Regions from separate parts of the Mus musculus genome. Here regions 2, 3 and 4 are each linked to region 1. A link is a loop called in an ENCODE intact Hi-C map of the cell type or tissue named here. Cell type or tissue: heart. All regions are shown on one strand.

Region 1 (8,000 bases):
ATTATAGATGTTTGTGAGCCACCATGTGTGTGCTTGGGAATTGAACTCAGAACCTTTGGAAGAGCAGTCATTGCTTTTAACCACTATGCCATCTCTCCAGCCACCCCTCCCCTTTAAATATTTATTTACTTTATGTACATGATTACACTGTAGTTGTCTTCAGACACACCAGAAGAGGGCATCAGATCACATTGCAGGTGGTTGTGAGCCATCGTGTGGTTGCTGGGACTTGAACTCAGGACCTTTGGAAGAACAGTCAGTGCTCTTAACCACTGAGCCATCTCTCCAGCCCTCCCATTAAGTTTTTAATCAACATCCTCCCACCAGACTTGATACCTTCACATCTCATGTTGATCTTCAGGCAGACTGCTGGTACACAAAGAACAGAAATAAATATCCAGCCATACTGCTTGCATGCACTCTTAAGTGAATGCTCAAAGCAGATGGTAGGAATTGATTTTCTGAATTAAGCTTAGTGTCTCTGTGTGTATATGTATGTGTGTGTGTGTATGTATCCCCCTACATCAGCTATGATCTAGAGATAGGGACATGGCTTAGTGGATAAACTATTGCTAGCCAGATGTGAGAACTTGAGTTCAAATCCCCAGACTCCAGGGATATTACAGGGATGTGCTTCTGTAATCCTTGTGTTCGTACAGGGCAAAAGGGAGAGGTCTTAGTTACCGTTTTTTTTTTTTTGCTGTGAGGAAACACCATGACCAAGGAGACATAAAATAAAACATTTAATTGGGGGACATTGCTTACACTGTCAGAGGGTTAGTCTATGATCATCATGTCAGAAAGTATGGTGGTAGGCAGGCTGGGGGATGAGAGCTAACATCCTGATCTGCTGGCAGACAGGTAAAAGGAGAGGGAGAGGAAGGGATGAAGGTATGGAGGTATGGTGGGGGTGGGGTGTGGAGAGAGACATAGGCACACTCTGGGCCTGTTATGTGCTTTGTATGTGCTTTTGAAACCTCAAAGCCACACCTCAATGACACACTTCCTCCAGTAAGGCCGTACTTTTTAAACCTTCCAAAACAGTTCCACTAACTGTTGAAAAACGTATGAAATCACCTATGGGGGCTATTGTAGTTTGAGTGTGATTGGGCTCCATAGACCCATTGGGAGTAGTACTGTTAGGTATGGCTTTGTTGGAGTGGGTGTGACTTTGTTGGAGGAAGTGTGTCACTATGGGAGTAGGCCTTTAGGTCCCATGCTCAATCTATGCTCAGTGTAGCATTTTCCTCTGCGGTTTGGGGATCAAAATGTAGAACTCTAGGTTCCTCCAGCACCACATCATCTGTCTGTGTGCTGCCATGCTTCCCATCATGATGATAATGGACTAAACCTCTGAACTAGGACATTTTATGTATATGAGTACACTGTAGCTGACCAGATGATTGTGAGCCTTCATGTGGTTGTTGGGAATTGAATTTAGGACCTTTGCTCGGTCTGGCCCTGGTCGCTCAGTCTCTGCTTTTTCTGGCCTAAAGATTTATTTATTATTATAAATAAGTACACTGTTGCTGTCTTCAGACACATTAGAAGAGGGCATCAGATCTCATTATGGATGGTTGTGAGCCACCATGTGGTTTCTGGGATTTGAACTCAGGACCTTCAGAAGAGCAGTCAGTGCTCTTACCTGCTGAGCCATCTTGCCAGCTCAAGACAGTCTCATTCAAACCACTATAGGAGGAATACTGTGTAGGCATAAATTTTTTGCAACCTACTTTTAGGTTCAACCTCTCCTCTAGATCACCACCCAGCAGAGGCAGTGAAGAGAAAAGTTATTAGGCTATGGGGGAAGTGGACCTGTTCAGCAAGAGTTCTTTGGGGCGAGTTCAGTCTTCTTTGGCAGCAGTTCAGTCCCATAGCAAACACCAACTATGACTCAGCAGCTGCAGACCAGTCCTCTAGGCAGGATGACACCAGGCATGAACCAGCAGCTACAGTCCAGTCCCTTCAGCAAGCAGACACCAGGCACGAACCCACAGCTATACTTCAATTCTGAAGAATCCACCAGGCTCGCCAGCCAGCTTAAAGTCAGGTCACATAGGCAGCAAGCCACCACAGGAACCTTATGAGCAGTTTCTCTCAATGGCTGCACACCATGTAAGGCGTAAGGCAGGCCAATACATGTGAATCTTTAGCAAAGAATAGCGAGGCAGAGCAAACCAAACAAAAGCCCAGTGCTCATCTCCCACTGTCTGTGGCGTTTATACTCCCTCATCACAGGTCCTTTCATGTGTTGCTATATCCAAACATCCTTTTACCTGTGGCTGCTTCAGGAAAACAGTCTTTCATGTGTTTGCTTTAGCAGGATGCCCCAGCAAAACATTTGACATAACTTCCCAAAGAACTAGAAGTTTCCATGTCAATACTGAGAGGACCTGGAAGCTTGAGGCAGTCTGGATATATGCAAGAGAGAAAAAAAAAGTCCCTATTTCAAACAAGTTAGAAGGTGAGGGCTGACATCAGAGCTGCTCTCTGATCCCTACCCTCCACTCATGAATGGGCACACTCATACACATCAAGATAGAAGCCTCATGTAGAATGTTAAAACAACATTATGCAGATCAGAAGTATGAAACGTGCATGACTCAATGTTCAGATTCCGTCTCTGGAGATAAACTGCAGGATTTGAATCCTGACTCCAGCATTTAATGAGTTGTGTGACCTTGAACCAACCTAGTTAACTTCCTGCCTCAGCTTTCTTGACTGTAAGTTGTAATTATGGTTTCTATTTTAAGTTATATTTAGGCTTACATAAATTTAACAACCTCAGGACTCAGAATAGTACTCACAGGGCTGGGAATATTGCTCATTTGGTAGCAGTATGGAACATTGCATAGAACCTGCCGCAGTGTCAAATACATGTGATCCCTACCTAGGAAGTAGAGGAGTTCAAGGTTGGTGTGTGTTGCTTTCTGTGTGTAAGTGTGCTTATGTCTGTGTACTGTGTGTGCCTGATGTTTGGCGAGGAGAGGAAAGAGCATCAGATCCCTGGAACTGGAGCTACAGACGGTTGTGAGCTGCCATGTGGGTGCTGGGAATTGAACTTGGGTCCTCTGAAAGAACATCTGGTACTCTTAACTGCTGAGCCACCTCTCCAGCCCCAGTATGTACATATTTATAAACACAGAGGAAATAGACAATATTTTTCTAAAACATGGCATGAATGTAAAGTTCCATTCATAATATGAGCTCAGGGAAATGGAGTTATGACAAGGACCAGTTTGGGGCTACAGAAATGGTCTAGTGAGCAAACCATGGGCCTCAGAACTCATGTGAAAGCCCAATGGGTACGGCAGCACCACCCTCCCCCCAACTCCTGTGCACACGTGTGCACACATGCACACACAATGAAAGAATGAGAAATCTACTTTCCTGGTCCACAGACACTGATTCTTGTCCATCAGTGAAAAAGTGGTGTTGCACAGTGAAGCCAGGGTGTGAATGGGGTTTAGAACTAGAAATATAAGCAGACAACTTCTGTTTCTGCTCTATCTTGTTGGGAACTAGAAATTTAAAAGCAGAGCCCCTGGAAATGAGAGGTGTGACAGGTTGCTGTGAATTCGAGGCCAGAGAAGCTCCCTGTATCGTGAGACTGTTTTCAATCGAGCAGTCAACAAATATGCCTGGTGGTGTGGTTCATGCCAGCCTGAGGGTGGCTCTTGCTTCCCTAGTGGTACCCTGTCTCAACAAACCCAAACGAAAACAAGTGGACCTTAGCCTTTGATCCTGTCATCTAATTTCTGCCCTGACATTCCAAAGAAATAATGATGGAAGCTGGTCTTTATGCAGTGGTATCAGGTGTGTATCACCTGATGTAGAAGTGGAAAGAAAGAGCCCAAATACGTTCAACAAAGGTCTAATTAAACACATCAGTTCATTTATGCTATGGAAGAACATCCCATGAGGCATGGAAGTGTTCCAAGTAGTGACAGTGAGCAGGGTTTCAATAAATGCTCCATAGTATCTTACTGATGATTCAAACCCTCTTCCTCTCTTCATGGGGCTCATTAGTAGGTGCTGACTGGTTCCCTGATAGTGCCTTTGGGTCTCTGAACAGCCCCAGGTTCTTTTGTGTCCGCCCACCCCCTTTTCTGGGTTCCCTGTTTATCAGATTGCTCCTGTTTCTGGCTGGACACTGCCATCTAGAGGCCACTGGGCCTCAGAGCCTCTGATCCTTGTACTTCACCAGATCACTGGTCTCCAGCCTCAGGGGATCCCTGCTGTTACAGGCATGACCTCTTGGAGGATCACCTGTTTCCTAGAAGCCTCTGAGTAGGTTAGCACTAGAAAGACCCTTTGTGGTACAGTGTCTGAAGATTTTAGGGCAGGGTGTTGCTTCGACCTCTGTAGAGTTTATGGGTTAGTGAAGGCAGAGGTTGGTGGAACAAAGTCTTGTAGGGGGCTTGGGTCTGCAGAGGGGTACAACCGACGTAGGACTGAATTGAAGTTTGGAGCCTTTTATAGCTGCCCTTGAGAAGTGGAGGCAGGAAGATCAGGAAATCCAGGCAATCCTTGGCTATGTATAGAATTTGAGGCTAGCCCGGTCTCCTTGAGACTGCCTAAAAAAATTAGTGAGCGAAGTTACTTAAATCTAGGGTTAACTTAGAGAATCCTAAGCTAATTCACCTTGATGGTTTACCTTGTGTATTAGTCAGGGTTCTCTAGAGTCCCAGAACTTATGGATAGTCTCAATATAGTAAAGGACTTTATTGGTGACTTACAACTTGCAGTCCAATTCGCAACAATGGTTCAGCAGCAGCTGTGAATGGAAGGATCTAGCAGTTGCTCGGTCCCACACAGCAAGCAGGCGAAAGAGCAGGAGCAAGACTCCCTTCTTCCAATGTCAGTATATGGTCTCCAGTAGAAGGTGTAGGCCAGATTAAAGGTGTGTGCTACCACACCTTTAATCCCAGATGACCTTGAACTCGGAGATCTCCCTGTCTTCTGGAATCCATAGCCACTACGCCTCAAGATCTCCATACCAAGATCCAGATCAGAAACTTCTATCTCCCAGCCTCCAGATGAGGGTCACTGGTGAGCCTTCCAATTCTGGATTGTAGTTCATTCCAAATATAGTTGACAACCAGGAACAGCCACTACACCTTGACTGTCAACTTGATGTATCTCAGAATCACCATATAAGCAGATTTCTGGATATGCATGTGAGGGGTTACCTAGATTAGGTAAATTGAGGTGGGAAGAACCACCCTAAATATGAGTGGTGCCATTCCATCAGTTCTAGTCCCAGATCAACTAAAAAGGAGAATGTGAGCTGAGCACCCGCATCATCTCTCTGTGTCCTGACTGTGGACATGTGACCAGATGCACCACCTCCTGCTGCCATGACTTCCTCTCGATGACAAAACTGTAAACCAAAATAAGCCCTCTCTCCCCTTCCTTCTTTGTGTTATCTTGTCAGGTGTTTTATCACAATAAAGTGTAACAAATAGGAGCGGACTAAGTGTGACACTCCCTGTAGACACTTTTTACGCCCACAGTGCATTAGTACGGCAGCCACCATAAGGTGCAGCCATTCTTCTTTTTTTTGGGGGGGGGGAATCCCTCTTCTTTTCTTATTCCATCCTCCACACCCCACACAGTACTCTGCATGAGAGGAACCGGCTGGTACTGATGAATGCAGGGAATGCTAGGGTCTGCCTGGGCAGGGACTGTGGGAGACAGTACTTAAGAGCGTCCAGAGCAGGTAGCCTTCCATCCCAAGTGCTTCTCTGATCTCCAGGATCAGGCCTGATCACCACTTGTGTCTCCTCCTCTATCCACCTGGTGCACTCTTGTCCTTGTTATACCGGGCAGAGTGTAGAAGAGAGACTTATCCCCATGGCCTGGTGCAGATGTGGCTGTGGTTGTGATAGGGGCACTTTCACAGTCTCTGTTATAGAGACACTCTTGTATTCCATATTACGAAAAGGGATCCGCATCTGCGCACACAAGTTATCAACAGCTTAGAGACCTTCCTCTGTCCATAGCTGGGTTGTTCTGAGTTAACCACTCCCAGCCCAGATACCCCTGGGGGAGTATAAAGATGGTACCAGCCAGAAGCAACTAGACTCAGTGTTTCCAGAAATGCCTGAGCCTAAAAACCCACAGAAAGAGGGAAGACTCTCGGGGCAACAACGGAAGCAACACAGGTCATGAGGATAGGCTCAGCAATGTGTCTGACCCCTAATCACAGAGGTAGGGCAGAGCTCTGCAGTGATTGCCTTTGTCTCCTTTCTGCCCCTGTCACCTGCCAGCTGGAGATAAGATGGAAGACTGATCTTTTAGGATGTTAACCTACTGTCTTCTCAGATTGCTGGCTCTTTGGATGACAGTTAAAGATCACTCACGCTCACTGGCTTCTATAATGGTAGGCTGAACTACTCCAATTACCTCTGGGTTCCTGTGTCTGGGTGTCTGCAGAGGGCAGCAGTGCTACAGCCATGGCCATGGTGAGTCAGGGAGGGAGACTCAAATGCTCTGAGCTGGCCTCATGTCACTCCCCAAGAGATACACAGGGTGGGGCGGGGCGGGGGCGTGGTGGTGGGGTGGAGTGGGGAGGCACCTTTCCTTTACTCTGCAGACTTTCTTGTCACAGGGATGGGAAGAATTTAACTATTTCTACTTGAGAAAAGTAGCAGACTCTCGAGTCTAAGAGTAAAATTCTAAATGTGATGTTTCCCGATGCTTTGTCTTTGAGCAGGCATAGCACAACCCACAGCTGTACAGGATGTAAAGCAAGTGTCACAATGTTTCTTTTCTTTCTTTTCCTGCTGGATTTTTGGGCTCCTTTTGTAGCGATTTGTGTATGGCTTTGTGGGGGGAGGCAGATACTTGTGTGTGCATGTGGAGAGAGAGGCCTGGGGTTGACCTTAGCCGTCTTCCTCAGTTGTTCTTCAAATTATTTGTTGAGGCAGGCTTTGCTTGCCAATAGGGCTGCTCTGGCTAGTCAGCTGGCCCTGGAGACCCCAGTGCCCTTCTGAGTGCTGGTCTTGTAGGTGGGCCGTCCTGTCTGTCCTGTTTCCTTGAGTTCAGATTCTGACCCTCATACTTACCTGGCATGGCTCTGTCCCCAGAGCCATGGCCCCACTGCTCCTGAGCTCTCTCTGTCTCTCTCGCTCCCAGGTAGGATCTCTTGCAGCCCAGGCATAGAGCTGAGGGTGACTGAGCTTCTAACCCTCCAGCTTCCATATCCCGAGTCCTGGCTTTCTAAGCATGCACCACCACTACCACCATCACACCTGATTCACACAGTCCAACTTAACCTGAGAGATACACCTTCTCCTGCAACAATGGCCGGTGTTATTTTTAATTACCCCGAGTCTGCCATCCAAACCCTAACCCATCCTGACGTTGCTGCTTATCTTCTGAGATCAGATGAGACCAGCCACCTTCAAGGTAATGTATCTGCTGACTAACTCTGGTATTTCTCCACATAGGGAGCACATGTATGATACATTGTAGTCCTTCATGAACATTCAGAATCCAAAGATTTGTCCCAGGGCGAGGTGACCCATCCCAGAGAGGGGTGACCCATCCCAGAGAGGGGTGACCCATCCCAGAGCGAGGTGACCCATTCCAGAATGAGGAGACCCAAATGACAAGCACCATTTCCTTCACTCAGGAAAACTTGAAAAGAACTAAACTGAGGGCAACTAACTCAGCAGTTGTTTAACTTTACAGTTGAAGACAATGTCAGAGGGCAGCAGGGAAGCTCAGCGGGTAGAAGCATTTGTCATGCAAGCCTGATAGCGGGAGATCTATATCTGAAAACTGCTGTGGGAGGAGAGAACCAACTCCTATAGATTGACCTCTGGCCTCACATGTGGCATGCATGTGCCTGTACTCATAAAATAATATATTTCTACATAATATTTTATGTGTCACTTACACAATAAATGTGTTTATACATTACATAAAAACATATATAATTAATAATAAATAAAATAGCTGATATCGGACGCTCGGCATCTAACCCCAGAGGC
Region 2 (8,000 bases), 400 kb before region 1:
CACATTCACAAAGAAACTCACACAATATGTATTCACTGATAAGTGGATATTAGCCCCAAACCTAGGATACCCAAGATATAAGATATAATTTGTTAAACACATGAAACTCAAGAAGAATGAAGACTGAAGTGTGGACACTATGCCCCTCCTTAGATTTGGGAACAAAACACCCATGGAAGGAGTTACAGAGCCAAAGTTTGGAGCTGAGATGAAAGGATGGACCATGTAGAGACTGCCATATCCAGGGATCCACCCCATAATCAGCATCCAAACTCTGACACCATTGCATACACTAGCAAGATTTTATTGAAAGGACCCAGATGTAGCTGTCTCTTGTGAGACTATGCCGGGGCCTAGCAAACACAGAAGTGGATGCTCACAGTCAGCTAATGGATGGATCATAGGGCTCCCAATGGAGGAGCTAGAGAAAGTAGCCAAGGAGCTAAAGGGATCTGCAACCCTATAGGTGGAACAACATTATGAACTAACCAGTACCCCGGAGCTCTTGACTCTAGCTGCATATATATCAAAAGATGGCCTAGTCGGCCATCACTGGAAAGAGAGGCCCATTGGACTTGCAAACTTTATATGCCCCAGTACAGGGGAACACCAGGGCCAAAAAGGGGGAGTGGGTGGGCAGGGGAGTGGGGGTGGGTGGATATGGGGGACTTTTGGTATAGCATTGGAAATGTAAATGAGTTAAATACCTAATAAAAAATGGAAAAAAAAAAAAACCAAACATGGTGGCACACAACCATACTCTACTTGGGAGGTAGGGACAGGAGGATCAGGAATTCAAGGTCATCCTTGGCTACATAGCAAGTTCAAAGTCAACCTAAGCTATGTGAGGGCTTGGCTTTAAAAAAAATAAAAATAAAACAAAACAAAACCTTCCAGGGCCTGTTGGCACACTTTTAATCCCAGCAACTGGGAGGCAGAAGCAAGTATACACAGTGAGGACAGTGAGGATTACGTGACCCTATCTCAACAACCAACCGAGAGAGAGAGAGAGAGAGAGAGAGAGAGAGAGAGAGAGAGAGAGAGAGAGAGAGCGCTCAGCTGATCTGAGCTTCTAATCCTAGCTACTTGAGAGACTGTGGTAGGAGAACCACAAGGACAGAGGGAGGGAGGGAAGCAAAAAAATAAGTCAGTTCCTCCCTTCTAGCCTCCACCCCCTTCCCAGCTCTCAGTAGTGAGGAGGAAACCAGAGCCTCATGGATGCTAGGCAAGTGCTCTTCATTAAGCTTTAATCTCAGCCATCCTCATCTCCTCTTAAGGGAAAATTCCCAAGAACTATCCCATGCCACATTCTCTCACTTCCCGTTATTCCCATTAGCTATAGGCCATGTTCGTTGCAAGGGAAGCAGGGAAGCGTGGTTTTTAAAGTCTGGGGAGGTCTTACACAGTTATGGAAGAAGAAGGAAATGGATGCTGCCCATGGTTATGAAGGACGTGTAAGGAAGTGAAGCTGGAACGGTTAACAGGGCTGGGAGCAGGGGGTTAAACATGTCTCTGAAAACGATAGGAAGCTGAAAAGGCATTAAATGCCTCAGGATCACACTGACAAGCTGCCCAGACCACTACATTTTCTCTGCTCAGCTACTTAACACATATGGGCAGTCCAGAGAAAACCATCAAAGCCCGGCCTACCCAGGGAGAATCGGAATCATCTCTGCTAAATACTTTGCCCAGCTCTCTCCTTCCTTGCTTCCTTCAGCCCCTGCTCCTCCTGACATACAACCTGGCCTTCCCAGGCCACCTGACCATTCTCCATTCCCCAACTCTCTATCCAGCACTCTGTACTTTTAAAATATATCTGCTTGTTCTCTGGCCCTTCCCCAGCAGAACAGAAGTATCATGAGAGCAGAGACTTGTCTGATGTAACCTCTTCCCTCATGTCCCACACCTAGGAGACATTCTGATAGCCTTCTTTTCTTTGATAGATATTTGCTTAGAATAAAAATTTCCCATGATCACACTAGTGTGCTTCTATCCTGGCAGAATATACACGTGTGCTCATCTGCATGTGTTGCTATGCCTGCCTGACTCTCTACATCCATGTGTCTTGGTGTGGGGAGGTGTCTGCTCAGCATTGTGTAGCCATCAGGAAAATAGCAACAGAAAGCAGTGGCTTCTGAAAGTTGGTCGAGGCAGTTTGGGATAGCCCAGAAACTTGATGCTTTACTTACAAGGAAGATGTGGCCTTGATGGTCACTTCATTCTGCTCTGCTTCTAGGGAAAAGAGATGAGAATTCACCCGGAGCCTGGAGTGTCCATGGGCTCTCTCTGCCCCATCTTCTGCAATTGGCCACACTTCTTCTTTGAGCCCTAACGTTCAGATAATCCAGGGGGCAAGCGGAAAGCAAATAGAGGACATGAGATTCACATTTGCCTCGGCTACAGTTTAGATCAAAGTGTACCCAGAAGTGAGCATGTATTCAAAGCCTGGCCCCTATGCAAGTGTTGATCAGAGGTGGGGATTTCAGTGTGAGCCTGTGTTAGCCCCTGTGTGGGATCATAGGGATCAGACGCCTTCATGGGTAGATTCATCCACTGTTAGATTTATAATCCAGTGGGTGGAACCCTCTGGAGGTGGAGCCTAGCTGGAGACAATATGTCATTGAGCCTTTGGGTCTAGCGCTTGGCCTCCCATTACCTGTGCTCTAGCTCCCACAGTTCCAAAGCAATGGAGCTAGCAATGCTGGACCTCTGAAAGCATGAGACAAAAGAAGTCATTATTTCCTTAGGTGGTTTCTGAAAGCATGAGACAAAAGAAGTCATTATTTCCTTAAGTGGTTTTTCCTGAGTATTTATCACAGCCACAAAAATAAGTGACTAAATACAGCCTCCAACCTTAAGCACTTACCATTCTCAGCATTCTGAACAGGATAAGGTTTACCTAAGGTGTAATATTTGTGTCCTATTTCATTTTATGCTAGACTCCAACTTAGAAAGATCCGGGATCATCGTTACTGGAGACTTGATGACTAGATCCGTTAGTCCTGCCAATTGCTTGTAAGGATGCTAAACGCAGGGTATACATAACACTGGGAAGAAACAAGGGGCATGCTGGCTAACACACTCCGGATCCCTCACCCTCCAATTTGAATCCTCACCACTTAGTGGCTGAGTGATCCTCCAGCCTGCCTGCCTTGCCGGAATAAGGATATTCTAAACGTAACACACTTGTGCCCCTCCCTTTGGCTATCAGATTATTGAAACAGTCAACCCCCAAATTTTGATTTTCCCCAACAGTCCCAAGCTGGGAGGAGATAAAGGTTAATACCAGGGACCAAACAGATGAGTCACTGTCTTCCAGGAAGAGAATTACAACTTTTCAAAACTCCTTGCAGGATAGATTGAAGCCAAAAAAAAAAAAAAAAAAAAAAAAAAAAAAAAAAAGGATGGAGCAATGATGGGCAGTACCATACCCAGACCAGGACTGCTTAGCTATGCATAACTATAGCACTCTACTTAAACATAAATATCCTATCGGTGCCCGAAACATGTACTTGGGTGGGTCATTGTATGTTTTTGTCTTCTGCTTTTGCCTATTAATTGTTTCCTGGGCATACTTAGGAACAATGGTTAAATACAGCTTATTAGGACTCTGATCTTTAATGACTCTAACACTTAAAGCAAATTATTTAACTTTTTTTTCTTGTGCTGGGCTCTCTACACCGCTGAGATTCTTAGCCATATTTAAATTTTTTACAGGAGGGATTCCAAACACCGAAGTGCAGAGGCGTCCCCACTCTGGACGGCCATATGAGCAATCCGACCAGGTGACAGCTGAGCCTCCAGTGGCCGCCACAGGGCTGAGCGAGAGCATCAGGTGTTAGCTAGCGGCTGCCGCCGCGTGCGCATGCGCGACCCGAGCCGGCGCTTGGACCGCGCCTGCGCAAGCTGTCCGTCATGGCGGCTTCCTGAGCCCCATGGCTAGGGTTCCGCGTGGGACTTCAGACCAGTGTCATGGCGGGTAAGAGCCCGGGAGAGGGGGCGGGACCGGGAAGAACCCAGGGAGCATCTTGGCTTTGAGAGCCAAGCTTACACGACCTTGAAGTCTGAACCCTCAGCCTCAGTTTCCCTTTCTGTATGGGACGTCTCGGTTTCCGTGCTGGGTGAGGCAGTCCCACTCTGTCTCGGATTAGGAAGGGAAGGAGAGGCCGGGTTAGCGACTGGCTTCTTCAGAGTGACTGGCCGCTAATGGAGGAGGTCCCTGGAGCCGCTGACGCCGCCCTGCGCGCGTGGCCAGCCCTTTCCTGCACCTCTGAGCCCTGCGCCCTCCAGCTTCCTGGCGTTCCCTCTCCCAGCTCCTAAGTTTTGATTGTCCAGTGGGTGTGCATCCACCTGCCTGGGAGGAGGGGAGTTCTGTCCACCCCGGTAGACTGGTTTGGGGAATAACAGTGGCTGTAACCCTTGAAGAATTCTTGGGAATCCAACTCTGCCGTCTCGGAATTGCCTAGACGACCTGCCAGCTCCCCTACCGGAATGAATTTGCAACATGAAACCTGGGACTGCTTTTCCAGCAGTACCTAGGAGAAACTGGACACCTCTCTATACCATGCATTTTCTAAGTAGAGAAACTGTCTCAAGGTCTCTAGCCATCTCCCCGGGACACTTTTCTATAAACATGATCCTGTAGCTACTTACAAGTTACTGATGATCCCTGAAAGGGACGGTTGTCACGTTTAATCCTCACACAGGCCTCAGTGCCTCCCTATTTCCAGAATGCTGATTCCCAGGCGAAACCCTTAAAGGAGGCTCATGACCTGGGACTTCTCTCTCAGGCCACATTTCCTGGGAAACCTGCTTCATTCATACTTTTAAGTAGACGAAGTCGACCAGAGGTTAGTAGAGAATTTGTTTTCCACCTATATGTTAGACGATTTGGTCCTCATATAATTCCCACTTACAGAATGAACAATGAACATGCATCCTCTGAGGTGTAAATTTGTGTACCATAACAACACATTCTATCCTCTTATTCATGGTCAGTGTTCCCAAAGATGGCAGAGAGGATTTTTTGGACCAAAACCAAAAGCCAAATCTTGTCTTCCATTCAGAACTAGGGGAGCCAGTCTACCTCGAACCAGTAGGTGGTTAGGGCTAGGCTGTGTTTCCTCTGCCTGAATCATGTCTGATTTTTGTTGCCAGTGGTTTTGCTGAAGGCTGAGTACTTCTTTGATTTCATTCACATGAAATCCCACATTGGTTTCATTCCCAGCCCCAGTTCACACCTGCTTACCCGCTTACGTTTTCGCTGGCTTATCATGCTGTGGAGGGAAACAAAGCAAACTCGGAGAAGAACTTTCTGGGTTGGCGCCATTGCCGTTCCCTGGCACTCATCCATATACAAAGCTCCAGCTGTGGGCAGTTAGAGCATGAAGACATCTGAATTATGATAATAAAATTAAACCGTTTCCATCTTCCAGTTTGAAAACAAATGGAGGCTCCTAAGAGTTTGACTCACCGTAAGCACACCAACCACGTAGGAATTGTCCCTGTAGGCACTGGAGAAGGGCAGGTTTGGGCCAAACACATGAAACCAACCTCGTGGCAAAGAAGTCGCCGCTATTTCACACCTGTTGTAATTCAAAGACTCTGCTCAGAGCTTTTCCCACACCTCACCCCACTCCCACACTCCTGCAAGGTGGCAATATGGCTGATAGAGCAGGTCCAGAGAGGAAAGTGATTCCCCCCGAGGTCTGTAGCTGGGAGGTGGGGGACCAGAGTTTATACCTAGTTGCCCAGCTTCGAGGCCCGTCAGACTTCCGCTGGTGCTCTGTGGTGAGGTAGAACAGTTAGTTGGAAGGAAAGCCTTCCTGTTTGCAACCACTGTGGCTTGGATATGGTTTCTAATTGTAGTATATAGTTATATAGGAAAGTATTCCTCAGAGACAGGTAATGAAAGAATTCAGTAGTAAAATGTCATGTTGTCTTCAGTTCACTTTTAAGAGAATTCAAAGGAGAAATCATAGATGGATAGATAGATAGATAGATAGATAGTAGATAGTAGGTAATATGCTTTACTGGATAAGATAGATAATATGTATTAATAGATGATTGCTAGATAATACATTATTAAATATATGGTCTCTTATTAGATAGATGGTCTCTTAGATAGATGGGTATATATTATTTGATAGTCTCCATTATTAGGTAGGTGGTCTCTATTAGGAATATAGTCTGTTATTAGGCAAATGATCTATTATATATAGGGACTCTATTTTGGGGAGCGTTGTTTGTTTGTTTGTTTTGATTTCGAGACAGGGTTTCTCTGTGTAGCCATGGCTGTCCTGGAACTCACTCTGTAGGCCATGCTGACTTCAGAGCCACAGAGCTCTGCCTCAGCCTGAGTGCTGGAATTAAAAGCATCTACACCACCACCGCCCAGCTGCGTGTCTATTATTAAACAGACAATCTCTACTATTAGATAGATGGTCTCAGTAGTAAGTAGATGGTCTCTACTATTGAGTAGATAGTCTTTTATTAGGTAGATGTTATATTATTCATAGATAGATGTTCCCTATTATTAGGTAGATGTTATATATTCTTAGATAGATTGTGTAACTACACATAACAAAGTGCTAGTTTTCCATCAATCCAAGCGGTGGATATACCATGTTTACCGTGCGGTTTCCCCAGCTTTCTTGGCTGCTTGAAAAGTGCAAGTAGTACAGACCTGTTATCCCACTAAGATCACAAACTCAAGCTTGTCTGAAATACAGAATAAGTCAAGGCCAGTCTGTCTCAAAATAAAAACATGGCTGAGATATAGCTTAGTGATGGAGAGCTTGCCAAGCCGGTGCAAGGCCTTGGACGGATCCTCAGCCACAGAAGAGACATGGGGGGGGGGGGGGGGGCAGGGCAGTATAAAGGGTGTCATCCAGGAAGATGTTCCAGGCTTCCCTTGGCCACCTGGACTTGTTCTTCTGTCTCAGGTGCATCCCAGGAATAGCATGGGCCCAGCCATGGACGAGGTCACCTTCAAAAGTGACACTGTGCTGTCAGATGTCCACCTGTACACCCCCAACCAGAGGCACCTCATGGTGCGGCTGAATGGCATGGGGCAGCCAGGTAAGATCCGGGTCTGAGTGGAGCAACTGGCTGCCTGCTGGGGCCCTTTATCATCTTCTTCTTCTTTTTTTTTTTTTTACATACTTCTTTTGGGGGAAACCTCTTCTTTTTTAAATCAAAACTTCATTGCAAAAACTGACAAAGAAAACAAAATTCACCTATAAGATTTAATGAGACCCAGCCAACTTCTATATGTCTCAGCCAACTTCTGTACAGTTAGCCATTTTGTATACTTCTATACAGAATAGCCATTCTGACACTGGGGAGCCTCACATTGGATTTTATGATTTCGCTATTAACTGTTCTCTCTCTCTCTCTCTCTCTTTAACCACTTACCATCCACCCAAAAAACCAAAACCAACCAAACAAAAATCCATGATACAGTTAGAACTAGAAGCCACAAACGTTACGTGTTCTTTAGTGACTCGGGTGTACTTCATTCTTCGTGTCACTTAAGTCTTCCTTCACTGTGCACTGCTGTGCTTTCCTGCTGTACCACATCCTGACCTACCACCGACATGCAGAAGTGAGCGAGCCCACATTGTCATGCAGGAATGATGTTGGAGCTCTGTGTGACTGTAGGCCCCAGGCGGGTCATCTTATCCACTTGATTATTGAACTCCTCCTCGGCTGAAGTCACCTTTTGGTGAGCATTTACATGGGACACAAATATCTTCACATCCTTTGCCCATTTGGAGAGATCTATCCACATACTTCTTCCCCAGATGTCTTTCTCACCAATTTTCCAATTGTGATCTTTCCAAGTGCCTGACCATCCAGCCAATCCATTGGCTACAGCCCATGAGTCAGTGAATAATCGTACATCTGGCCATTTCTTCTTGCAAACAAACTGTAATACCATGTGTACTGCCCGAAGTTCTGCCCACTGTGAAGATTTCCCTTCACCTGTGTCTTTCAGA
Region 3 (8,000 bases), 84 kb before region 1:
TTGTCCTGGGTATGAGACCTAACTTTTTTTTTGTCTTAATCTTAAAAATATTTGACACTTTTGTATTATACTTTGAAATTTGATTTTAAAAAACATTTACCTTAATATATTCTTTTATTTATGATACTTTATTATGATAAAATATTATACTACATATAATAAATATTTAAAGATTTTATTATTTTATGTATGTGAGTACACTGTCGCTGACACACCAGAAGAGGGCATTGGATCCCATTACAGATGGTTATGAGCCACCTTGTGGTTGCTGGAAATAGAATGCCAATTTCTGGAAGAACAGTCAGTGAGTGTCCAGCCCCATAATATACTTTTTTATTATTGTAAAAGTATTTCTTTTCATTTTCTTGAGACATGGCCCGAGTTCTTTCCTAGCACTTCATAAAACTAGGCAAGGTGGCACACCACTCTAATTCTTCAACTTGGAAGGTGCTGGGCCTGGTAACACAATGCCTTTAATCTCAGCACTTAGGAGGCAGAGGCAGGAGGATCTATGAGAATTTGAGGTCAGCCTGGTCTACATAGCAAGTCTCAGGACGACAGAGAGAGACCCTGCCTCAGAGCAAAACAAATGTATATGTAGTAGTCTTCCTGCCTTGCCTGGTCTCTTCCCAATTTTTCGACTTGAGATGCTTGAATTTTTTTTACTGTTCTTACTCTTATACAGTTAGTCGGTTCTTTCGGGGAGTATTTGTGCATATCCTAGCAACTATTTCTATATATTCTCCCACTTCCCACGAACACACTTTAAATGTTTTCTTAAGAAAAAATTAAACAGAAGAAAAGTAGAGGAGACTGATGAAGAGCAGAGCTAAGGACCCACCTTGGTCCTTAAGCCTCAACCACTCTCTCTCTCTCCCTCCCTCCCTCTCAAAAAAAGGTCTCCCTAGATAGCCTTGGCTCCTAGATAGCCTCAACTTCATGGAGATCGACCTTTCTCTGCTTCCTGAAAGTTGCGGCTGAAAGTATGTGTGCCACCCTGCCCAGCCTCCAGCTTTCTCTCCCTCCTCCTCTTCCTCCGGTTTTTGGCAGTGTTGGAATTCAAACCCAGAGCTCCTTGCCTACTAGGCAAGCACCCACCACCAGTCTAAAGGTGAAGCAGTAATTTATTTGTTTGGTTGGTTTGGTTTTTTTGAGTCAGGGTTTCTCAAACTCAGAAATCCACCTGCCTCTGCCTCCTCAGTGCTGGGATTAAAGGCATGCACTACCACGCCCAGCTATGAAGCAGTAATTAGTTAACCGTTCCATGTTCCTGATGGGTGGCATTCGTGCACTCGCCCAAGAGCTATCTGGATTCCTGAATGGAACACACACACACACGCACTAGTTAATTTAAATGTGCCTTGACTAGCTTAATGGTTGGGTGTTTCTTTTTTTTTTTTTTTTTTTTTTTTTGGTTTTTCGAGACAGGGTTTCTCTGTATAGCCCTGGCTGTCCTGGAACTCACTTTGTAGACCAGGCTGGCCGTGAACTCAGAAATCCGCCTGCCTCTGCCTCCGGAGTGCTGGGATTAAAGGCGTGTGCCACCACGCCCGGCTGGTTGGGTGTTTCTAAATCCTTCCTGCTGCTTGCAAACACTCCCCTCCGGTACTCCTGAGTTACATCTTTTAAAATCTGTATTTCATCTCTGTTACCCCAAACACAATTGGGGAAGTGGTCCAAGTGGCCACTTTCCCTGATTCTCACGTGTCCGCGGGCCTTTAGGTCTGGTCTTTCTTCCCCATCATGGCGATCTTTGCCGCCTTCCACTCTCCCAGTCCCTAGCCCATGCAAATCCAAAGGTCCCGCCTCAGTCTACCTGCCCAGCCATTGGCTGTTGCCTTTTTATTGATCGACCAAAAGCCAATTGGGGACAAGGACCTTCAGCATTCGGACATGTAGATCCTGATTTTGAGGGCTGGATTAATTCAAAGCAATAGAACAAACCCGCAACGTAAGTGCTCAATTATTTCTTTTTAGGGAGAAAAAAAATACACTGAATCATGTAGCTGTATTCTAAAGGACGCTGCTGGAAACCCTCCTCTCCTGCCTCAACCGGAAGTTGCTAGTTTATTCACCAGCTACTTCCGGGTGCCCCACAGGACTTCCTTCCGTTTCAAGTGAATTCTGGAAGTTCTGGCTTTCTCCATCATCGGTCCCCAATTCAACCCTCACCTTCCTCATCATGGCAGTTTCTGACAGGTTTCTTTGTGTGTCTAGAGTTCACAAACTCAAGTTTAAGGAACTAAGCAGTGCCAGGGAGACTTGAATCTTTCTTTGCATAGTTCTGCAATAAGATAATCCTGAAATACCAAAAAGTCTTTCTCTGTCTCTGTCTCTCTCATATTCTCTCTCTTTCTCTCTCTCTCTCTACATCTCTACATAGCCCTTTGCTAAAAAGTTCAGGTCAGACTGAATTGATATGGGGCTTCAGAAATGCCTTTGCAGTTAAAAGTACTGGCTGCTCTTCCAGAGGACCGGGGTTCAAATCTCAGTACCCACATTGCAGCTCACAACTAACTGCCTATAACTCTAGTTCCAGAGGTCTGACACCCTCACAGAAATATGTACAGGCAAAACACCAATGACTATACCATAAAAATCAAATTTAAAAACAAAACTTAAGCCGGGCGTGGTGGCGCACGTCTTTAATCCCAGCACTTGGGAGGCAGAGGCAGGCGGATTTCTGAGTTCGAGGCCAGCCTGGTCTACAAACTGAGTTCCAGGGCAGCCAGGGCTACACAGAGAAACCCTGTCTCGAAAAGAAAAAAAAAAAAAAAATGCTTTTTATTTTAGCCTCAATATTGCTGGTAGGTAATAAGGAGTGGTGGAAACTGGCAAACTGTATACCCTAGGCTGGTCTCAAACTCTTGGGGGAGCTGAGGATGATCTTGATCTTGATCTTCCTGCTTCTGCTCAAAGGGGCTGGGATTACAAGATCTGCCACTTTGCCTGCTTAGTGCAGTCCTGGAGACTGAACATGTATCATGATTATGAGGGGAGTGCTTTCTAAAGGATCTTTTGCTCCCCCTCAATTTTTGTTTTTATTTTATTAACTTTGTGTATGTGTGTATGTGTGTGTGTGTGTGTGTGTGTGTTTAGACATGTACATGTCATAGCACAAACTCAGAGGTCAAAGGACAACTCCCAGGAGTCACTTTTCTCCCTCCATGCTGGGTTTCAGAATCAAACATCAGGCTTGAATAACAACCACTTTTACCTCACAGACACATTTTGTTGGCCAACGTTAGATGTTACAGGAACAATTCAGGATGTGGCTCAATTTAAGGAAATACAGTCTACCTCACTGGGAAGGCCTGGCATAGAGCCCAGGGCGGTGTGTTGACATCTCAGACCAGGAAGTGAACAGAAGGGAGCTAGAAGGAGGACCATGTCGGAACACTCAAGGCTTGCTTGACCCACTTCCTCCAGCCAGAATCTGAAAGACTCCACTACCTCCCCAAGTGTTCATAAGGTATTTTATGGGAGATATTTTACATCCAGACCAAAGTACAAGATTTGTCTATGTATACCAGGCTAGCCTGGAACCTGCTACCCATGTCCTTCAAGCTCCTGAGTGCTGGGATGAACAGCCTGTGCCACCACAGCCTGCTGTCCTAGGATTCTTATACACTCTCCATATACCCCCGGTATCTCAGTGAGAGGAACTGAGTTGATAGTTTATAGCATCCCAGGGATGGTCCAAGAGCTCTAGGGAGGAGCCATAGGTTTCTGGTTTTGGGAGATAGGGTTTCTCTGTGTAGCACTGGCTGGCCTAGAATTCATACAACTCTGGCTGCGTCTGTCTCTCTGGGTGCTGGGATTAAAGGTGTGTACCATCATACCTGGTTTATAAAATGATATTTTAAAATATTTTAAGGGCTGGAGAGATGTCTCAGCGGTTAAGAGCATTGACTGCTCTTCCAGAGGTCCTGAGTTCAATTCCCAACAACCACATGGTGGCTCACGATCAGTTGTAATGGGATCTGATGCCTTCTCCTGGTGTATATGAAGACAGCTGCAGTGTACTCACATACATAAAATAAATAAAATCTTTTTAAAAATTAGATTTATTTTGTTTTATTTATGCCTGCATATATGTATGTACACCAAATTCCTGACTGGTGTTCATGGAAATCAGAAGTTGTCTAGAACCTAAGTTACTGACAGCTGTGAGCCACCATGTGGGTGCGGGAAACCAAACTCAGATCTTCTGCAAGAGCAGCAGGTGCTTGTAACTGCTGAGCCATCTCTCCAGCTCCTTACAAAATAATCTTATGGGGGGGGGGGTTAGGGGGAGCGAGCGAGAGAGAGAGAGAGGGAGAGAGAGAGAGAGAGAGAACACTAGAGAGCGAGCGAGGGCACTACCCTGGTGCATGTGAGGATGTCAGAGGACAGCTTCCAGGAATAGGTTCTCTCTTCCACCACGAGGGTCTTGGGGTGATCAGTTTGGCAGCAAGGCCTTTACCTTCTGATCTCACCAGCCCATGTGATTAGTTTTAATCATTATCCTGACACAATTAAGAGTCGCTTGGGACAGGATCTCAGTAAGGGATTGTCTCTATTAGGTTGTACCTTGGGCATGTTTTGGTTTTTTCAGTTGAGGTGAAATGACCCATCCACTGTGGGTGGCACCATTCCCTGGCCTTGATATAAATGGGAGAAAGCTGGCAGAGCACTAAGCATGCTCTAATTCTTTCTCTGCTTATTTATTTATTTACTTACTTATTTTTGAAACACTGTCCTTCAACATAACTTTGGCTGTCCTAGAACTTATATAGACCAGGATGGCCTCAAATGCACAGAAATCTTCCTGCTTCTAGCTTCCAAGTGCTGGAATTAAAAGTAACTGTCATCAGCCACCATGCTTGGCTTCTTTTCTTTTTTCTTTCTTTTTTGGGATGTGGGGCTTTTAGAGACAGGATTTCTCTCTATAGCTCTGACTGTCCTGGAACTTGCTCTGTTACCAAGCTGTCCTCAAACTCAGATCTTCCTGCCTCCACCTACCCAGTGCAGGAACTAAAGATATGTGCTATCACTGGCCCCACTTTCTTTTTCTTTTTTGGCACGATACTCTGTAATTCAGGATAGCCTAGGCTCACTATGTAGAGGATGGAACTGAGCTTCTGGTCTTCCTTTCTCTGCTACCATGAAGTGCTGGGGATTGAACTCAGAGTTCTGCCTGTGCTAGGCAAGTGCTGAACTATATCCCCAGCCCATTTTTCTTACTGATATAGGGCTTCATACATTACAGGTTGGTCTCCGATCTGGGACTACGACTACAGATATGTGCCACTACATCCAGTTATGTGTGTGAGTGTGTATGAGTGTATGTGAGTGTGTATGTGAGCATGAATATATGTGTGAATATGTGAGTGTGAGTATGTGTGTGTGAGTGTGTATGTGTGTGTGTGTGTGAGTGTGTGTGTGAGTGTGTGTGTGTGTATGTGTGAATGAGTGTATGTGTGTGTGTGTGTGTGAGAGTGTGTATGAGTGTGTGTGTGTGTGTGTGTGTGTGTGTGTTACTGGGGATTGAAACCAGTGCCTCACAATTACTAGGAAGGAGCTCTATCCACCACCTCCTCAATTCTTTTTTCTTTTCTTCATGAAAACAGCAAGCTTTTTCCTTTGAAGCAGGATCTCACTAAGTTACCTAGTCTGACCTTGAATTTACTCTCTAGTCTATGCAGTTCTTTTTCTCTGTATAGCCCTGGCTGTCCTGGAACTCACTCTGTAGACCAGGCTGGCCTCGAACTCAGAAATCCGCCTGCCTCTGCCTCCCAAGTGCTGGGATCAAAGGCGTGTGCCACCACTGCCTGGTGTCTACGCAATTCCTGAATTTTCCATCTTCCCACCTCAGTTTACCTAGTAGCTGGGATTACAGGGCTGATCACCATGCCTGCCTTCAAAAATGTTGGAGGTAGAAGCAGGAGGAACAGGAGTCCCAGGTCATCCTTAGTTACAGCACAAGTTTAAAGTCAGCTTGGGGCAAGGCAGTGGTGATGCACACCCTAAACCTCAGGGCCTGGGAGGCAGATCTCTGAGTCTGAGGCTGGCCTGGACCACACAACAAGTTCCAGGACAACCGAGGGTACACAGAGAAACCCTGTCTTCATTTAAAAAAGAAAAGACAAGGGGCTGGAGGAATGGCTCAGTGGTTAAGAGCACTGACTGCTTGTCCAGAGGTCCTGAGTTCAATTCCCAGCAACCATATGGTGGCTTACAACCATCTGTAATGGAATCTGATGCTCTATTCTGGTGTGTCTGAAGATAGCTATAGTGTATTCATACTAAATAAATAAATAAATAAATGACTAAATAAAAAAAATTTTTTAAAAAAAGGAAAAGAAAGAAAAGAAAAAGCTAGCATGGGCTACTCTACATGGGACCCTATATCAAAAAATAATGACCTAGGCTATACATGTCAGACTTAATGAATAGCTTCCTGCCTAGAGGAAAGACTGTGTCAATGAGCAGAGACTGCCCTGTGCATACTGGGGTAGACGCTAAGCATGAGCTGCTCTCAGCCAGCACCAGGGAAACCAGGAATGTTAAACAAGCAGGCTCCCCTCTGGAACAGAAAGGACTTATTTATACCTATTCCCACCTGCAGAGCTGGGAATGGATGTGGTTAATAACCCAGGGATCTTTGCTGTCCGGTAGGGCCAGGGCCTCACCCGAATCCTCAGACAATGTTGTTTATTCCAGATACTTCAGCTTAGACCTCTACCCTGAGTGCCCTTTCTCAGTCAATAGGACACCCCTACCCCCTTCTGAGACAGGGTTTGTTGTCTGTAACCCCGGCTGTTCTGGAACTCACGCTGTAGACCAAGCTAGCTAAACAAAATTTCTCTCTCTCTCTCTCCCTCTCTCTCCCTCTCTCTCTCTCTCTCTCTCTCTCTCTCTCACACACACACACACACACACACACACAAATGTTATTTATAGCAGCTATGGTGGTACATGCCTACAATCCCAGCTTTTGGGAGTCCCTGACAGGAGGATCATTTTAAGTCCAAACCAAGCCTGGGCTTCTTAGTGAAACTCTGTCTAAGAAAGGATGGGGAAAAAATAGGTCAGGGGGTGGTGGTGGCTGGGGCTGGTGGAGAAGGCGGTTCCACCTGTCTCTGCCTCTGTACTTGCAAAAAGAATTGTGATTTAGCCACACCCTAAGGATTATTGTGATAATTGCCACCAGGAAACCTTTTTCCAAAGTTGTACAGTGTATAAATCAACTGCCCAGGGTCAGACTCTAGAAGTTTAAACCAACACAGGCTGCTGAGTCTTGCTGAACCTAACTGCATTGCCTCGTGGGCATCCTTACTCGGCTATCTGTGGCCTTGCAGAGACACCCCACAGGCAGACTTTCCAGGACAGTCACTGTTTGCTAAAAAGCATCCCTGTGGGGTCAGGCTGGACCTTTCCCATCATAGACAGGGCAACTTTGAGAGGACCAATTAACTACATAGGGTTCATTCCGCTGCTTCACTTCTGAAAGGAGAGAAAGGACACCAATGTGGGTGGGGAGGGAGGGAAGAAGCCAGGAGGAGTCGGGGGAGGGGAAACATACAATAAAAATATATTGTCTGAAAGTAAAAACAAAACAAACCACCCACCCTGTACAAACTCTGTGTGTATGTGTGTGTGTGTGTGTGTGTGTGTGTAGGTGGCAGAAGGTAAAGAGATGGCTCAGCAGTCAAGAACATAGGATGCTCTTCCAAAGGACCCAGGTTTGATTTTCAGCACCCATATAATGGCTCACAACTATCTGTAACTCCAGTTTCAGGGGATCTAGCTCTGTCTTCTGACCTCCAAAAGCACTACACATTTGTCAAACACCATACATGCTGGCAAAACACCCATAAAAATGAAATTAAAATAGCAAAGGACACATAAAAGTAAACAAATTTTTAAAAAATCTGTGACTCTACTCCAAAGATAAGTCTGGTATATTTATACTTATTCTAGTCTTCTTTTCTCTCTTTACAATGTAGCATTAGATA
Region 4 (8,000 bases), 180 kb before region 1:
CTAAAGGTTATACAGAAAAACTCTGTGAATCTTCCTGTCCAGCCCAGATCATGGTGGCTTTAAAAAAAAAAAAGCCATGCCTTTAATTCCAGCAATTTGGAAGACAGAAGCAGGTGGATCTCTGTGAGCTGAAGACCAGCCTGGTTTACAGATCAAGTTTCAGGACAGCCAGGGCTACACAGAGAAACCCTGTCTCAAAAACAAAACAAAACAACCCCCCAAAAACCCAAACAAACAAACAACATGGTGTTTCATTTTGGGTGGTGGCTTATACCAGAAATCTCAGCACTCCAGGCACTGAGGCAAGAGGGTAGCAAGTTCCAGGCCAGCCTAAATGAGATTTGTTTTGTTTTGGTTTTTGGTTTTTTGAGACAGGGTTTCTCTGTGTAGCCCTGGCTGTCCTGGAACTCATTCTGTAGACCAGGCTGGTCTTGAACTCAAGAAATTCGCCTGCCTCTGCCTCCCAAGTGCTGGGATTAAAGGTGTGTGCCACCACTGCCCGGCCTAAATAAGATTTGAACTTAAAAAAATGAACCTGGAGATGCAACTCAGTCAGTTGATGGAGAACTTAGCATGCACTGAGCTCTGGGCTTGTCAGCACTGCATAAACTGGACATGGGGTGCAGGCCAAGGCACAATGGTAGTGAGCCTGGAGATGCGTACCTTCTCTCAACTTCCTCCCTGCTACAGAAAGCATCAGAGGAAACATAAATATCCTGACTTCAGAGCCACGCTGAGGTTAGGTCCCTTGCCTTTGGTCAGAAACCTACCTGGTCTCTAATACATACTTACTGAGCGACCTCATGCAAGGTATTCAACCTTTCTGAGCCTCCCTACCTGTACTATTCGGCTCCCGCTTCATTGAGGAATGGGTGAACCATGTTTCCTGTTTGGCACTGTGTGGCCAAATAGCCCATCTCAGACCTCTTGCACTTCCCCTGTGCAGAAGGAGGGCATAAGTGGAGGCAGAAGTGCCTGAGTTCAATTCCTGGTCCCTCCACCTCCTAAATATATATAACTGTGGGCAACTTAGCTCACAATGGCAGTGTCAGCCACACGGTGGCTCAGTGCCGGCAGATCTGAGACCTGGGGCCTTGCCTCTTGTTTCTCTCTCAGATGTTAGGCAGTCCAGGGAGACGCCACCTTCTTCCTACCCTCCTAGCTCAAGAGGACCAGGATCACCTGGAGTTTACCCTGTGTACAACCAAGTCCCACCAGGTAAGTAAGGAACCCGCCTCCCCTCCCTGTGTCTCATGTTCAGGCACCCAGAAGGCCAGTCACCAAGCAGACAGCACCTTCTCTGGTGAGCCTGGGCCTCACACTGCTCACCTGAGATGGTGCCATACCTAGAGTTTCTGAGATATCTTCCTTTCTCTACTGCAAACTTATTGGAGGATTTTAGTATTTGTTTCTTGAGACAGGGTTTCTCCGTGTAAACCTGGCTCCCCTGGAACTTACTCTGATCTGACCCATCTTCCCTGTTTCCATTCCCCAGGCCCGTTCACTGGCATACCTTATATGCCAACTTCGATCCCAGTGCAGGCCGTATGTCCCTACTGTGGGAACCGTATCATGACAGTGACCACCTATACCCCAGGCCTCCTCACCTGGCTGCTGTGCAGTGGCCTCTTTGTGTTTGGGTAAGTAGTGGGAACCTGCTAGAGATAGGGTGGGTTAGCCGAGTGCAGAGAGAACTGGGGACAAAGGGAGGTCCCAGACTGGGTTTGGTTTCTTCTCTCAGGGTAGTCTGCCCTCTAGCTGGGTGGCTGAAACAATGGATGGGGGTGGGGTGGACAATGCCCACCTGCAGGGCAAATGGCTCCACACAGGTCGCCATCACTGCTACTGCCAAGAAACAGAGGGCTCAGTATAGCTCTCAGCCCAGCTCTGGAGAACTGCCCCCAAAGAACTGAGACCCACGCAGAAGTGTGACGAGGGTGCAGGTCAGCACAGGGACCTACTCAGGTGAACACACACTGCTTCTGAGGCTGCAGGTGCTTCCTGGGCTGCTGTCTCATCCCCTTCTGCATACGGAGCACCATGGATGTGACCCACTCCTGCCCCATGTGCCATCACCAGATCTACTACTTCCATCGCCTGGGATTATGACTATAAACAGCAATAAAGCAACATCAGGGTGTATATGTGTGTATGAGTGCATGTGCATATATGCGTTTATATGTCCATGTATGTGTGTTCATGTATGTGTGTATATGTATGCACGTATGCATGCATGTGTATGTGTGCCCGCCCCCCATATACCCATTCATCAAGAGTATGGTAAACACCCTCCACTCTCCTCTGTTCTGTCCATGTACCATAGATGGTACCTACGTAAGCTTGGGTCACAACATGTGCTAGTTGGTATCTTCCTCAGGAGGGCTGGAGCACAAGACTCCTCTAACTGATTATAGATGCCACAGCTCCACCAGCCAAGCCACCTCTTTCCTAGCCTCTTCCTATCAGCTCCAGCTTCTGCTCCTTTGGGAAAACCTGTTAGCCACACCTCATCTGTATAATCCCCCAACCCACATCCAGGTTCACACCCGCTCCCTCAGGGACCAGTGCCCTAACCGCAGTGCCAAGAGAGCGTGGTCCTTTCCTCACCGTGGGTCTCTGCAGTCTGGGATCCTTAGCCCCGAGGGCTGCAGATGTCCTCTGGCCACCCACTAGCAGCTTTCCTCAGCCTGCTTTGTCCCCAGGCTTGCTTGAGCTTCCTTTGGCCACCTCCCTAGGCTTCTGTCCTCTCCAGCAGCCCCTCGGCCTTTTCCCCTGGATGCCCCGGGCAGCCGACAAAGCCCTTGCGTTGGCATGGAAAGATGGCCCTGTAATTAAGAGGAGTTGCCTCACAAAAGTGAGGACCAGAGCCTAGATCCCCAGAACACACACAAGTGCTGGCTGGGCGGGCAGCACACATGTAATCCCAGCCTTCCAAGTCCCAGAAAGAGGCTCCCAGAGCAAGCTTTGGCTAGTGAGACTAGCCATGTGAGCAAGCTCTGGGTTTGAGGGACCTTGCCTACATGAGTAAGATGATCCTGTACATCAACCTTGGGCCTCCACATGACTGTGCACTTATGTACATGCACACCTACACAGGTGCACCCACGTATGTGCAGACACACAGACAAATGGGGGGACCTCACCGGGTCTCGAGAGCCCTCTCCTGCAGGAGTGGGTGTATGGGGAGGGTCTCCAGTGCAGCCTGCCTTTCTATTCGCCCAGTCTCTTCCCCTCCACCTGCCCCACACTCTGCTGCGCCCTCACCAGCCTCACCTGTGGCTAACAGACAGTTAATGATGCAGTTAATATGGACAAGAATTCAATACTTCTTTGGGAGCCTGAGGTGGGGATTGCCAGCCTTAGTTACATAGTAAATGCCTGGCCCTTTAAAAAAAAAAAAGAAAGAAAAATCTGTTGCTGCTGTTGTCCAGATCCAGACCTGTCTAGGCAAGGTGCCTTGCCTGGCGTGGTGGAGGAGGTGTGATCATATTTATGGAGGCAGGAGGACCTGCCCGCTGTGCACAGCACCATTCCCTGGCTGGGATCCCGGACTGGTTAAGTGAAAAAAAAAAGAGAGCTGGGCTGCAGCACGCAGTTATCCATCTCTGCTTCCTGATTGTGGGTATCAGGTGACTTTCAAGCTGATGCCTGGGAGCTAAAATGACCCTTTCTCCCTTCCATTCTTCTTACCAGAGTAGTTTATCACAGCAACAGTTGCTGCCCTGGAACTCACAGATCATACTCTTTCAATGAGCTGACCTGGAGCCATGTGCAGTGCTTGCTACCTCCCTCCGGACCCCACCCAGGCAGCACCCTCTCTATGCACCCCAGAATAGCCCATCCCTTCAGTGCTTTTTCCAGGAAGACTCATGAGCCTGACACCCCTAAGATCTAACAGAAGTTTAGGGAGAGGCTACAAGAGAAGTTGGGGAGGGAGGAAGGGGTCCTGCTGAGTCCTCTCCTGGGGTGGACTCCTTCCCAAGGTCACGGTGCAAAGAAGCCAACAGGAAGGAAGTGGTTGTTAAAAGACCTCAAACTGGCCCGTGGGTGAGACTTCTGGGTAGGATGAGCATTAGGGGCAAGATCAGGAAGGAGGGACAGGGAAATCCAGTTTCAGAACGATTGGATTTTTGTCTTTGCAATGCTGAGAATTGAAGCAGGGGCTTCGTATGACAGGCAAGCACTCTACATCCCAAACCCTCCTTTTCATTTTGTAGCAGGGACTTCACTAAATTGCCCAGGCTGGCCTTGAGCTTACTATGTATCTCAGGCAGGCCTGGCACTCACCATCCTCTCCTGACTCAGCCTCTTGACCGCTGTTTTGACAAGTGTGAACTACCACACTGGAGCTCCATTTAATTTTGAAAAAACCAACTATATTGGTGTAGCTATCACTATATGAGTAGAAAGGGTGAAGAAACGAGTAAATTATCTGAATAAGAGAAAGGGGGACATGGGAAATGACAGGCACATGAGGTACATGGGCCACTGATCTGTGCTGGGTTCCCTGTAATACCCATACTCACCACAGGGAGGTAGCATTGCACCAGTTGACAGAGGTAGAAATCCAGGCCTAGGCGGTCTGGTGACTGAATGCATGGGCAGCCAGAAACTCAAGTCTGCCTCCCTGTATTAGTTTGATATAAAAGCTGTAGATGAGTGGGTAGTTGCATTGTGGGTGGGCTAGCAAGCATTCCAGGCTGAGATTGCTAGAAGCCTGAAAGTCGGGCGAGGCACACTGCCCAAAGCAGGCAGCTCTCCAGACCTGAGGGGTTCCCTCACCCCCAAGCCTGTCTACCACCTGCAATGGAGGGAATACTGGGAAACTGGACTTCAGAACTTCGAACCTTAGTAGCATAGAAATAGACCTGATACAAGATCACACTATCATGCCAAGTCAGCGTGGGCCTCAGACAGAAAGCAAGCCTTGGATGACCCTTCCAAGCTCACCTGAAAGCTCCCTTCCCTGTTCAGGTCCCTCTCTGTCCCCCATGCAACATGTTGGGCTTTGACTTGTATTCCTGGACAAGAGTGTCTCAGTTTTCAACTCCACAGTGCCTAGGCCGTGAGCCCCCCCTCCCCACAGACCCCAGGCTTGCCCATATCATAGAAAGTGGAAGAAACCCACAGTGCTGCAGCTGCCTGAAGGTCCTGCTTTACTCGGCATCCGTGTGAGCTTAAAAGGACGGTGCTGATTACGGTCACCCCACCCTCTGTGACAGCCTTATCACTGGAGTGGACAGGTGGGTGTGGCGTGCCATGGCTGTGCTATCAGCAGCCACCATGGCAGGCCTCTGTGCCCACTCCCAGCCTACTGCTGCCAGCCCTGCCCAGCAGGTCCACCTTGGAAATCTGCCCTGCAGCTGGTCTGGGGACAGTGAGCTAGGGCCAGGGAGAGAAGTCGGACAGCTTTAATGCGCCCTTAGCACTGTGCACGCCACTTAGCTGGAAGGCTAACACTACCCCTCAGCCTCGACGAACCTAAAGGTGCCTTCCCAACCCCCTCACCTCCTCCTACTGCAAGCCCAAGCCTGGAAAACTGAGCTAGAACATCCAAGAGCCCAGTATCCTGGTTGGCAGGAAAGGACATGTGAGCTCACCTCAGAGACCGTGAGGCCTTTTGGAGTCTGGTTTCCAAACATGTTGAAGGTACAAGCTGGGACCTGCCATCTAGCCCTGCCATTCAGCCAGACCAGGCACATAACCTAACATGGGCCAGTGACCCCTGGCAGGGAGGGACAGAGACTATCATACCCAAGTTTTGCCCTCAGAATGATCTCAAAGCAGAGGGTCCCAGCTTGCAGGTCTCATTCACAACCACCCATGTCCACCAACAGTAAAACTGAAGGACACAAGGAGATTTGGTCCTGATGGAGCTTTTTGCCTACCTGGGAAATGAAGTCCCCTGGAGCTCCTTCAAGCCAGCAGGTTGTAAGAACTGCATCTCAGCAGTCCCTAGGATCAAACTGAGTGCCAATGAGGACATTGGACTTTGGCTCTGACTATGTGCAACAGATTAAAGTGACTGTCCCTTCCCTTAGGAACTGAGCCCCATTCCTGGTGCTTGGCCACAGGCAGCCAGAAGTTGAAGTAGAGAGTGGACACAAGGCACTCTGCCATGGGGGCAGCTACTGTCTGATAGCACAGGGTTGGGACAGGGACAACATGCTGAGGGCCCCACACATGAAGACAGCCCCAATTCCTACAAAAGCACCTGACCTCTGTCCCTCATCAGCTTCCACAGACATCCATTCCAGGAAGGGCTGTACCTATTCCCCATGTGGCACAACCAGACTTGGGTTTTACTCTGAGAGAGGGTTTGTACTATGTAGCCCAGACTAGTCTCATCGGTGGCTGGGATCACCACCCTGCCAGGCTTCATCAATGTAACTGCACATTTACCCTAACAAACAGCTGGAAAGCAATATGGTATTCCTCCTTGCCAGATGTGCTTGGTCACAGGGACAGTTGGCTCAATCAAGGCTCTGCTAAAGGGGGAATGGCCTCAGAGGAGCCACAGGGAGTTTTAGTGTTGAAGAAAACCACAGAGGCCAATGACCCATGGTTTTCAAGCTTGGGTCTCAGGCATCCCAGACCCTGATGCGTAGCCAGGAATGGCTTTGAACTCATCACCCTGTTTCCACTTTGGTATGCACAACCATTCCAGCTTCATGCCCTGAGCAGAATCACATAGCCACCAAGGCTGCAAGCCCTCACTGAAGTCACACTCCCCCTACATCAACACCCACGTCACAGAGCAAAGGGACCCGACGGCATCCTCAGGGGATTCAGTGAGCAGGCTGGAAGACAACCGTTTCTCACATTTTAGTAATACTTAAATTTAGAAGTAGAAATCTGCTTCTACCTCCACCTAAATCAGGTAAATGAACTCTGTATTTTGGGAGCTGGTAAGGAATGGAGAAATGAATGCGGCACACAAGAAACACTACAAGAAGTTATTTGAAAAATAGTCATTTAATATTTAAGGGAGAATAAAAATTGTGGGTATCTAAGTCTGAGCAACCCCAACAAACCCTGAAACAGGAACACCTTGGGGTTCAAAGGCCAACATTGGGTGAGCAGTCCTCATTGTCTTGCCTGTTACTACCTGTAACTTCTCATTTACAGGCCAAAGGGCCCAGCAGGATCGAGGCCCACCTGGCCCCCCACGATGTGCTGCTTTCCCCACTCATCTGGATACAATAAGTTATCAGAAGGCACACAATTCATAGTGCAACAGAGAAAGGAAGTCGGGTTACAGACTGGCTCAGAACCAGGAGGCCCGAGGTAACCCACAGCACACCAGTGGCCTCCCCCAGACGCCTCATGCAGAGGCCCTACACTTCCTCAGTCTGAATACAGACTCCAAGGAATTCCACCTGAGGATGCTTGCATTTTCTTTAGATACTGGGGATGAAGCCCAGGGCCTTGCACATACTAGACAAGTTCTGTGGCGCCAGCTACATTCCAACTTCTTGTCAGGGTCTGTCTGCGTAGCACAGGCTGACTTGCCGCTCCTCCCCCAGCCTCCTAACTGCCACCACACCTTACAAACCCTTACCCCTCAAGCTCCAAATGGGAAGCCAGGAGCCGAGCTCACACCTTTAAACCCAACACTTGGGAAGCGGAGGCAGGTGGACCTCTGTGCGTTCAAGATCAGCCTGGTCTACACAGCAAGCTTCAGGCCTGTAGGGCAAAACCATGTCTCAAAAAGAAAATAAAAACTGCCACCCAAAGGAAAAGGCCAGGTGAGAAAGCATGTGGCGGCTGAAAGCCTGGCTCAACGCAAAGCTCCCAGGGGAGCAGTCACCCTCGGCTTCCACAGCAGTCATCGGATTATAATTTTTATAGAAAATTTTATTCAACATACAACATTTTCCAGCAAAAAGGCAATATACAGGAGAATTGGTGTACACTGCTGCTACAGAAACAAACAGAAGTACTGGGGGTGGGAAAGAAGTGTGGCTTGCTCCTTCTATCTGCACTCCAAACTAGACACG

The links. Hi-C counts contacts between places; a loop is a spot of excess contacts. Peaks named below come from ENCODE experiments on the same cell type or tissue, not always from the same donor. Only the 100,000 strongest peaks of a DNase experiment are listed, where the experiment ranks them.
Region 2: it touches region 1 in a loop (14-fold over the local background); 5 of 42 quality-filtered maps call a loop at or near these places.
Region 3: a loop joins it to region 1, with 3.0 times the contacts of the local background. A loop is called at or near these places in 2 of 42 quality-filtered maps.
Region 4: it touches region 1 in a loop (7-fold over the local background); 27 of 42 quality-filtered maps call a loop at or near these places.

The regions. Positions count from the first base shown.
Region 1 is chr16:8,865,754-8,873,753 of GRCm38, forward strand. No RefSeq gene overlaps it. Among named protein-coding and RNA genes, the nearest start is that of Gm30310, 12 kb to the right of the region's middle. In heart, a CTCF peak has its summit at 4,166 (motif pointing left); a DNase peak (open chromatin) is centred at 4,178.
Region 2 is chr16:8,466,887-8,474,886 of GRCm38, forward strand. It overlaps Mettl22 (methyltransferase like 22), which reads left to right and starts at 3,927. Exons shown (of 11, transcript NM_146247.1): 1 at 3,927-3,979; 2 at 6,945-7,080. The coding sequence starts at 6,963. It overlaps Gm30012 (a long non-coding RNA gene), which reads right to left and starts at 4,265. Exons shown (of 5, transcript XR_384641.4): 1 at 4,057-4,265; 2 at 2,657-2,709; 3 at 2,190-2,328. In heart, CTCF peaks have their summits at 3,804 and 4,464; a DNase peak (open chromatin) is centred at 3,895; H3K4me3 peaks cover 1,552 bases; H3K27ac peaks cover 1,255 bases.
Region 3 is chr16:8,781,626-8,789,625 of GRCm38, forward strand. No RefSeq gene overlaps it. Among named protein-coding and RNA genes, the nearest start is that of Gm25805, 19 kb to the left of the region's middle. In heart, a CTCF peak has its summit at 214 (motif pointing right); a DNase peak (open chromatin) is centred at 3,316.
Region 4 is chr16:8,681,764-8,689,763 of GRCm38, forward strand. It overlaps Gm5767 (predicted gene 5767), which reads left to right. Exons shown (of 4, transcript NM_001324517.1): 2 at 1,117-1,218; 3 at 1,496-1,640; 4 at 1,995-2,142. The coding sequence ends at 2,109. It overlaps Usp7 (ubiquitin specific peptidase 7), which reads right to left. Exons shown (of 31, transcript NM_001003918.2): 31 at 6,959-8,000. Among named protein-coding and RNA genes, the nearest start is that of Gm5767, 5.0 kb to the left of the region's middle. In heart, a CTCF peak has its summit at 4,521; DNase peaks (open chromatin) are centred at 4,548 and 5,188; H3K27ac peaks cover 1,372 bases.